Linked DNA regions of Homo sapiens: region 2 is linked to region 1. Evidence: chromatin contacts called from ENCODE Hi-C or POLR2A ChIA-PET data. All regions are on one chromosome and are shown on one strand. The core of a region is the stretch at or near the end of the contact, and the rest is flanking DNA. Distances in the headings are between cores, read along the strand shown. Region 1 overlaps ARID1B (AT-rich interaction domain 1B). Region 2 overlaps ARID1B (AT-rich interaction domain 1B).

Region 1 (4,309 bases), core at 205-2,704:
GGCAACCCTTCTGGGTCCCCTTCCACCACGTGGAAGCTTTCCTTTCACTTTGTTCAGTAAACTGCGCTGCTGCTCACTCTCCTGGTCCGTGGACTCTTTTTAAGCTGTAACACTCACCGTGAAGGTCCGCAGCTTCATTCATCAAAGTTAGCGAGACCACAAACCCATCGGCAGGAAAAACTCCTAACTCAGTTACATTGGCAAATTTGAAATCATTGATGATCACAGAGCTGGGAAAATTGTTGTGAACCTCACAGGCGGGCTAAACAAGTGTGGAGTGATCAGCCTCAGATTTGATGTGCAACTCAAAGATCTAGAAAAATGGCAGAATAATCTGCTTCCATCCTGCCAGTTTGGTTTCATTGCACTGACAACCTCGGCTGGCATCATGGACCATAAGGAAGCAAGATGAAAACACACAGCAGGGAAAATCCTGGAATTCTTTTTCTAGGGATGTAATACATATTTACAAAAAAAAAAAAAAAAAGATTTTTCTCTCTCCTTGGTTTTAAGAAATTTAATTATGATGGGACTGGTGTGGTTTTCTTTGTGTGTCTTTTGGTTGTGTTTTATTGACTTTCATATCTGTAGATTTACAGTTTTTATCAAATTTGGAAAAAATTCAAGTCAGTTTTTTTCTTCAGATATTTATCCTGTCTCCTCTTTTTTTTTTTTTTTAAACAGCAGCTCTAACTAAATATATATATTAGACCTACCCTGAAGTCTCTTTCTCTTTGTGTTTTATTTTTCCTTTGTGGGCTGTGTCTTCAATTTCAGGCTTATTCGTTTTCATTTAAAAATTACCATTAAATCTATCCAGTGAAAAAGTGAAAATGTATTTTTTACATGCATCATTAAAGTTTATAGCTTTAGAAGTTCAATTTGGGTTATTTGATTTGGTTTCCATATCTCTACCTTAAGATGCACATTTTTTCTATATTTTTTGAACATGTGGAATATAGTTACACTAATTTAATATTGTTGACTTTCAGTTCCATTGTCTTTGTTGTTCTGTGTACATTTCAATTGACTGATTTTTCTCTTCATTTGGGGTCTTTTGTTTTTGTTTGCTTTTGTTTTTGTTTGCTTCTTTGCTTTCTGGTAATTTTTATTGTGTGCCAGACATTGTGAATTTTACCTTGTTGATGACTGGGTATCTTTCTTTTTATTCCTATAAACATCCTTGAACTTTAGTCTGGGACCCAGGCATATTACTTGGAAACAGCTTGATCCTTTTGGGTCTTACTTTAAGCTTTGGGAGGTGGGACAGGGTAAGCAGGGTCTGCACTGATTCTGCCCACTTTTCGGGCAGATTCCTCCCAAGGGCTCTGCGTGGTTTTCCCTCTCTGGCGGGTGGGAGCAGGAACTCTTCTGTGTGAGCCCTGAGGATTCTTCTTCTAATCCTTTTGGGTGCTTCTTTCCCCATCCTCACGTGGTTTCTTCACACACACAGGCTGAACGTGACTCTGCCGAGTATGGGAGGGAAGACTGCCAATACCAGGAGCGTTCTTGTTGGGTGGCTTTCCCTGTCTCTTACGCTTCCCTGAAAACACCATCCTCTTATTGACCTCTGATTCCCAGCTCCATTTCCAGACTCTGCCTGGTTTCTGCTCCCAGCACCTTGGCCTGGAAATGTGTTCCAGGCAGTTTGCTGGGGCAGTCAGAGGGTTCACCTGGTTTGTTTCCCATCTCTCAGGGACCAAGATCCTTGTTGATGGTCAGTGTTTTGAAAATGATTGCACCACAGATCTTGTCCAGATTTTTATTTCTATTTTTTAAGGGGGAAATAAATGCAGTCCCTGTGACAGGAATGAATATTAGGAGAATAGAATCTAACAAAAGGGAAACAGGATTTTGATTTCTTCATAGCTGTTATGGACAGAATTTGTGTATCTTCCTTGAGTTTTGTTGAATAAACATATGGAAGTCCCTTTATACAGTGTAGAATCCATCTCATCACCATGAAAACCTTTGTTCTTGTGTGATATAAATTATTAGAGACTGTTTTGTGTCGTTATACAGAAGTTATTTTTAGTATGTTGTTTTGTTAGGTGGGTCTTTACTTAAAATCTCATTTAGTTTCATGGTAGAGTATCTTTGTTAGTATGATTCAAAAGAGAATATAATTTGGGGTTTTATTAGTGTAAAAAGAATTACCATAAACTTTACTTTCCAGTAGACTATATTTAAATGTGATATATTACTTTTTCTAGCCACATACTCTTTTAGCCTTCAATATAGCAGAATCAAAGTATGTTATTCCATTTGTTCCAAATTTCTCTCCATTTTCTATCCAGATGGCTGCTGACTCAAATGTATATGATAATACATTTACATTTTTTCAGTTAAGGCTGATAAATCCATTTTAATGCTATTGAATTGCTTAATGAATAAAAGATTTAAATGTGTCGTCAGTGCTTATGTTTCTGTAAAGTGAAGTATCCTGAAAGCGCTAGTAGTGCTGATAAAGTTTCCAGATTGTGATTTAAGAACTTTTCTGTTTTGCAGTTCTGTTATTACTGTTTCTATACTTACCAGGTGACAGAGTCATTTGAAAGTTCTCAGTTGACAAGGATCTCAACCTTGCAAAGAATATATATATTGTGCATGTAATACAGTACAAATCTAAAGTAACTGCTGAGATGCCTAGGTGGAAACTTACCTTTCTAGGTCAGGTTCCAGTGAATCTTGTTTTCCTTATTCAGAATATGGTGTTAGGTGAACTGACTCAGCTTTAAACTCTTCATATCCTGCCATGGGGAGAAATTACCTGCCCCAGTGATGAGTTTGGGAGGACAGGACAATGCTGTTTATATTCCTTGCTGCTGTGGGAGTATTGGAAATTACTACTTGATCTACCTGAATTTGAGCTTGGCAGTGGTCCAGGGACATTAGTGATTTGCATGAAATATAAACATGAATTATTTGAATCAGCTGTTGCTGTTTTTTTTTTTTGAGACAAAGTCTCGCTCTGTCGCCAGGCTGGAGTGCAGTGGCTCCATCTCAGCCCATTGCAACCTCCGCCTCCCAGGTTCAAGCGATTCTCCTACCCCAGCCTCCTGAGGAGCTGGGACTGCAGGCGTGCATCACCATGCCCAGGTAATTTTTGTATTTTTAGTAGAGACGGGGTTTCACCACATTGGCCAGGATGATCTCTATCTCTTGACCTCTTGATCCGCCCACCTCGGCCTCCCAAAGTGCTGGGATTACAGGCATGGGCCACTGCACCTGGCCTGTTCCTTCCTTTTTTAAAATTATTTTTATTTTTTGAGACAGGGTCTCACTCTTTTACCCAGGCTGGAGTGCAGTGGCGTGATCATAGCTTGGCTATGGCTCGGCTTCCCAAAGTGTTAAGATTACAGGCATGAGCCACCACACCCAGCCTGGTCCTTCCATTTAAACATTGATTGTAATGTGGCCTTTCCTTTTTTGCCACCTAAGTTAAAAGACTTTAAGGAAAGTATATGTAAAAATTTAGCATTTGCCATTAAACATTCATTAAAATTTTTTGTAATGCTTAGATCCGTAGTCATAGTGTCATTGTAATTTGCTAAGTATATGTGGAAAAGAATCATTGAAGGTCGGGCGTGATGGCTCACACCTGTAATCCCAGCAATTTGGTAGGCCGAGGTGGGTAGATCACCTGCGGTCAGGAGTTCGAGACCACCCCGGCCCACACAATGAAACCCCATCTCTACTAAAAATACAAAAATTAGCCGGGCGTGGTGGTGGGCGCCTGTAATCCCAGCTACTCAGGAGGTTGAGGCAAGAGAATTGCCTGAACCTGGGAGGTGGAGGTAGCAGTGAGCCGAGATCATGCCATTGCACTCCAGCCTGGGCGACAAGAGCCAACCTACATCTCAAAAACAAAACAAAACAAAACAAAATAAGAATCATTGAGCTCCTTTCTGTGTGCCAGTCAATGTGCCAGTCATTGGGGATACAGAGATGAAACCACGCAGTGCTTTTCCCGTAGGAGGAGTCCGGTTTAGTGGCAGGGCTACTCGTAGACAGTGCCGTGTAAAATCGCCTGCACTGTTGTGGCTGAGGATCTGCAGGAGCCTGAGCAGGGATCCCTGGAGTGGAGGGACGGCCTTTGAGACAGTGGAGGGACCCGTGCAGCAGCCCGGAACCCGGCAGTCTGGGGAAAGGCTGGCAGCTTTCAATGTACCCAGGAGCTCAGATTTCAGCCTGAGGCAGTGAAGAGCCCTTGACATACAGAAGAATACACAGATACTGGTTTATATTTTTAGGGAAAATCTTTTATTATTTTAGGGAGGGTCACAGAAATTAAGTCATTTTCACTTGT
Region 2 (4,684 bases), core at 1,611-4,110, 45 kb before region 1:
ACCTGTTTTCTTTATAAATTATGCAGTCTTAGGTATTTCTTTATAGCAGTGTGACAATGGACATATACAACCCTTTGACAGAAATTTCACTTGTAAAGATTGATGCTACAGAGATTTTCATGTGAAGATATATGCGTAAGGATGCTTACTATAGTGCTGTATGAAGAACGGAAGACTGGAAACAACCTAAATGTACATCAATAAGTGACTGGTTAAATACGTTACTCCACCTACAAATAATGCAATGTTGTGTGGCCATAAAAAAAAAGAATAAAGTAGATATTTAGTTGCAGATATAGAATGAGCTCTACAATATATTAAGAGGCTGAACAACGTGCTGTTTACAGAAAATATGCTCTAGTTGTATATAAAGGAAAAAGGATTTAAATTCACATTTAAACTTGGTAACACATTGAAAAATTGCAGAAAGGTAAATAAAAAAATCCAAAGCTAGGCCAGGCAGAGTGGCTTATGCCTGTAATCCCAGCACTTTGGGAGGCCAAGGCGGGCAGTTCACAAGGTCAGGAGATAGAGACCATTCTGGCCAACACAGTGAAACCCCATCTCTACTAAAAATACAAAAAATTAGCCAGGTGTGGTGGCACATGCCTGTAGTCCCAGCTACTCGGGAGGCTGAGGCAGGAGAATCTCTTGAAACCGGGAGGCAGTGCTTGCAGGGAGCCGAGATTGCGCCCACTGCACTACAGCCTGGACTACAGAGCGAGACTCAGTCTCAAAAAAAAAAAAAAAAAAAAAAAATTCAAAGCTTATACCATGGGAATGTTTTCCCTTTTTAATTTTTTAAAAAGTGTCTTTGACGTTTTGGTTATTCTGCATTTTATTCAAAGTTACATATTGCTATTTGGATTTTATTCATTTCCTAATGAAAGAAAACAGAAGCACTCCTGCTCCTGGCCTTTCTACTAGGCCCTTGTAATAGTTATCTTTACCCTTTCCTGTAGTAGAAGTGGGATACTAGTGTTTTCCTCCTGGTCATGTTTCATTTCATACTGTGATATGTTCAAGTACCTCGCAAAGGGAATAAGCCCATAGTAGGCATTCAGTCAGCGTCTACGACATTTGTTACAAGAGGCCTGGGCACAGTGGCTCATTCCTGATTTTCAGCACTTTGGCAGGAGAATCACTTGAGGCCAGTAGCTGGAGACCAGCCTGGGAAGTATAGTGATACCCCATCTCTCAAAATATTAAAAAAATAAATAAATTAGGCCGGGCACGGTGGCTCACGCCTGTAATCCCATCACTTTGAGAGGCCGAGGCAGGCTGATCACTTGAGGTTGGGAGTTTGAGACCAGCCTGACCAACATGGAGAAACCCCATCTCTCCTAAAGATACAAAATTAGCAAGGCATGGTGGCGCATGCCTGTAATCCCAGCTACTCGGGAGGCTGAGGCAGGAGAATCGCTTCAACCCGGGAGGTGGAGATTGCGGTGAGCTGAGATTGCGCGATGCACTCCAGCCTGGGCAACGAGAGCAAGATTCCGTCTTAAAAAAAAAAAAAAAAAAAAAAAATCAGCCAGGCATAGTGGTATGTGCCTGTAGTCCTAGCTACTAGGGAGGCATGGGTGGGCTGAGGCAGGAGAATTGCTTGAGCCTGGGAGTTAGAGGCTACAGTGAGCTATGATTAGGCTGAGCCACAGATCGAGACCTTGTTTCTTAAAAAAAAAAAAAAGGGGGGGGGCGGGGTGAAGAAATACCAAACTGAAAATTTCTGAAACAAATGTGTAATTACTACTACGCTAAACTTTTTTCACACCTTTGTTTGTGAGTCAGTTTCCCTTTAACCTTTGACTCGTAACATAAAGAAGGTTAAGGCCAGAGTCCATCAATGGTTAAAAGATTGTGAGTGAGATGTAGAAAAACAGTACTGATGAATTCTGAAAGGGGAAACCTCATTTCCATTGCCTGGTTCTTGTGCATTGCAGTATTACCACAATATGGCATTCTATACAGCAGATAAATGTAATTATTTATATGTGTATATTGGTTTACACACTGGTGTTCACTGGCTGCTTAAACTTACAAATAACCAAAGATGGCAGTAATGTTTTAAAGTGTAAAGCTGTGCTTCTTTGTTTATAAAATATGATGCTGAACATATTCTTTATTTTCTGATACTGTCATTGCCTTTTTACTGTGTATTTGCTCTTCTTGAGATGAAAATAAGTATGTACCAAAAAATAAATATAGCTTTTTAAGATGAAAAAGCTCAAGTTTCTTATGGAATATTTTTATATCATTATTAAAACAGCCAAACAGACTTTATAGTCCCACTGTAAGTTATATGTAGTTGTTGATTGTTCTAGGTTTAAACTTGGCACCTTTTCTATGTGCTCCCTTATTAAATTAATACTTATGTTCAAACATAAGCTGAGGCAGAACACGTTTCCTTTTCAATAGTTCTCACTAAATTTTGTTTTGATTTTATTTCCAACTGTACTTAATAGCTGAAAGCTTCTTGTGGTTAGGAATAGTATTTGAGATTTTGGTGGCATCTAATTATTTTGAACTTTTAAAGCCTTAAAGAGTGAAATATAAGGCCACAATACATTTTTCTGATAGCTTTCATAGTCTGTTAGTCTGTGTTGCTTATTTTAGGGGGACGATGTCTAAATTGAAATGTTTATCCACTATAGTTGTAATGATCTTTTTCAGCCTCTTTAGAAAGCAGTTCATTGAGCGAAGAAGAGAAAATAAAAAGAAACATAAAAGGGTAATATGCATAGGACTTTTGAGCCTGTTACTATTTCCTAGCTGAAGTTTACTTTAAAAAAAAAAAAGTAGGCATTGGGCAGACACTGTGTGCACGTGTGTTGGAGGAGGAGGCGGGGCCTGCTCATTTGTTTGCCCATTGTGAGGCTGTCCTGCACCTTTGTGCTTTTTTGTAACAGGGTGAAGGCCCCTGAATAGAGGCCTTGTGCCCTGCTTGATTTGAAATCCATGCTGTTTATGGAAAGGAACCTGCAGGGCACCCAGCGGGAAGTCTGTGTGACAAGTGGAAATCTAGAATCTGGAAGAAACGTGGTGTTTGAGGGGGAAGGTGGTGGGGAGAGTGGTCATAATCTTTCAGCCTTTGCTTTTGTGCCCCACAAGCTTAATTGTCACCCTCTGCTGGCAACCAGATTGCAGAGCCACTCTGTAAGTGTCCTTGGATTGCCTGTGCTTACTCTCACCTTATTGTTATCAAATAAAAACCTAGACAAATAGCATTGAATTCTCTTAGAAAAATATGATATGAACTGGGTACATTACTAGTAGAGGTTAAATATCTGAGGCTTTTTTTGTTTGTTTTTTGTTTGTTTGTTTTTTTGGTGGAGATGTATTTAAAGGGAAGAAGGGCTACATGTGAAAAGCTGGAATTATTGGCACGCTCCTGTATTTCAGAGCGTGTTGAAAAGCAGGTCGCACCAACACTAGGCTGGTTAAATCCAGTTTGTACAGCTTGTGTACTTGGTGGTACCAGCTATTGCTCCAAAGTTTCCTGGCTTAAGAAGCCATGTAATTTTAAGTGTGCAAGAAAGGGGTGGGACAGCAGAAGCTTTTTATAGGATTTCAAGTAATAAACATTAATTTTTAAAGCAATATTCCAGGGACTTAACAGAAGTAGAACTTGTATATGATGTTTCTTTAATACCAACACATATTTGAACTGACAAGGGAAGGGAGATAATTTTATTTTAAAGCAATATTTTCCATTCTTTTTTTCTCTTCAATTAGAAACTGGTTCTTCAACTTTCAGTGCCAATTGAGACATGCTATAATAAGTATTTAACAATTCTGTCCTGCTGTTTGACTTCAGGGGGAAACGATGGTAGAATGTTTAGTAGCTGAGCATACACAGGTAGCTAGAGATCTGGTATACAGTAAATGTGGTGTGGTGTGGTATTTGGGTTATATATGCTAATTATTTCAGCACAATGCTGAAACCATGCAGAATACCTCTTGGAAGAGTGTTTGACAAGATGCCAGAAAGGCCGTGTTAATTATAAGTTTATTGTGCCTATTCAGGTTTTTTGGGTGTGTTTTGTTCCCCACTGTTGTTTTATTCTTTATGATGGTTCTCTGAAAACTATGCCCCATGAACATATGGAGTTCTATATATGCGTGTTTATTGGTTTTATAGAAACCTCAGGATCCTATGAGCTTAATAACGATTTACGCTGTTATGTGGGTAATTGAGAGGACCTGTTAAGATATAGTTGATAGTAAGGTTTTCGTTAGTTATTTCAACTTTTTGAGGTAATATTAAAGGCAGTTTGACCAAAATCGGAATTCAACAATCCAGGGAGCTTTTGGTTTGCTCTGGGTTCACTCTGGGTTTAAAGACAGTTTGGTTTGGCTACAGCTGACCTCCCTCCCTGTTTTTATGAACTAGTCTTCTTCCTGCAAAACTCAAATACAGTACTTGGTATGGTCTCATAATAAATTTAGTTGTTAATTATATATATATATATATATATATATATATATATATATATATATATATATAGTTTATATTTCTGCTGTTATTCACTGCTTTTTAAAATTTTTGCTTCTGATAATGTATTAAATTATAGCCATAACATATTTATATGCCTGCTAAAATGTAACAGTTGTTGGTTGTGATAAGCTTTTGTTTTGTTTTGTTCTGTTTTGTTTGACACAGGGTCTCGCTCTGTCACCCAGG

Evidence for each region. A loop is a pair of places that touch in the nucleus more often than their neighbours do. ChIA-PET counts read pairs that join two places held with the same protein, here RNA polymerase II (POLR2A). Pooled maps may share reads with other maps.
Region 2: a pooled map shows a loop between it and region 1 (2.6-fold over the local background). The contact joins two enhancer-like sites. A Hi-C loop is called at or near these places in 2 of 168 maps with a recorded cell type or tissue (B cell and PC-9) and 4 of 50 pooled maps. POLR2A ChIA-PET finds 5 or more read pairs at or near these places in 7 of 52 experiments (B cell, GM12878, OCI-LY7 and 4 more).

The regions. Positions count from the first base shown.
Region 1 is chr6:156,976,622-156,980,930 of GRCh38, forward strand. The region is part of intron 4 of ARID1B (AT-rich interaction domain 1B); the gene reads left to right. Among named protein-coding and RNA genes, the nearest start is that of MIR4466, 200 kb to the left of the region's middle. Within about 2 kb of position 1,455, at least 8 of the 41 ENCODE cell types and tissues checked have a DNase peak (open chromatin) inside an H3K27ac peak, as active enhancers do.
Region 2 is chr6:156,930,456-156,935,139 of GRCh38, forward strand. The region is part of intron 3 of ARID1B (AT-rich interaction domain 1B); the gene reads left to right. Among named protein-coding and RNA genes, the nearest start is that of MIR4466, 150 kb to the left of the region's middle. Within about 2 kb of position 2,861, at least 11 of the 41 ENCODE cell types and tissues checked have a DNase peak (open chromatin) inside an H3K27ac peak, as active enhancers do.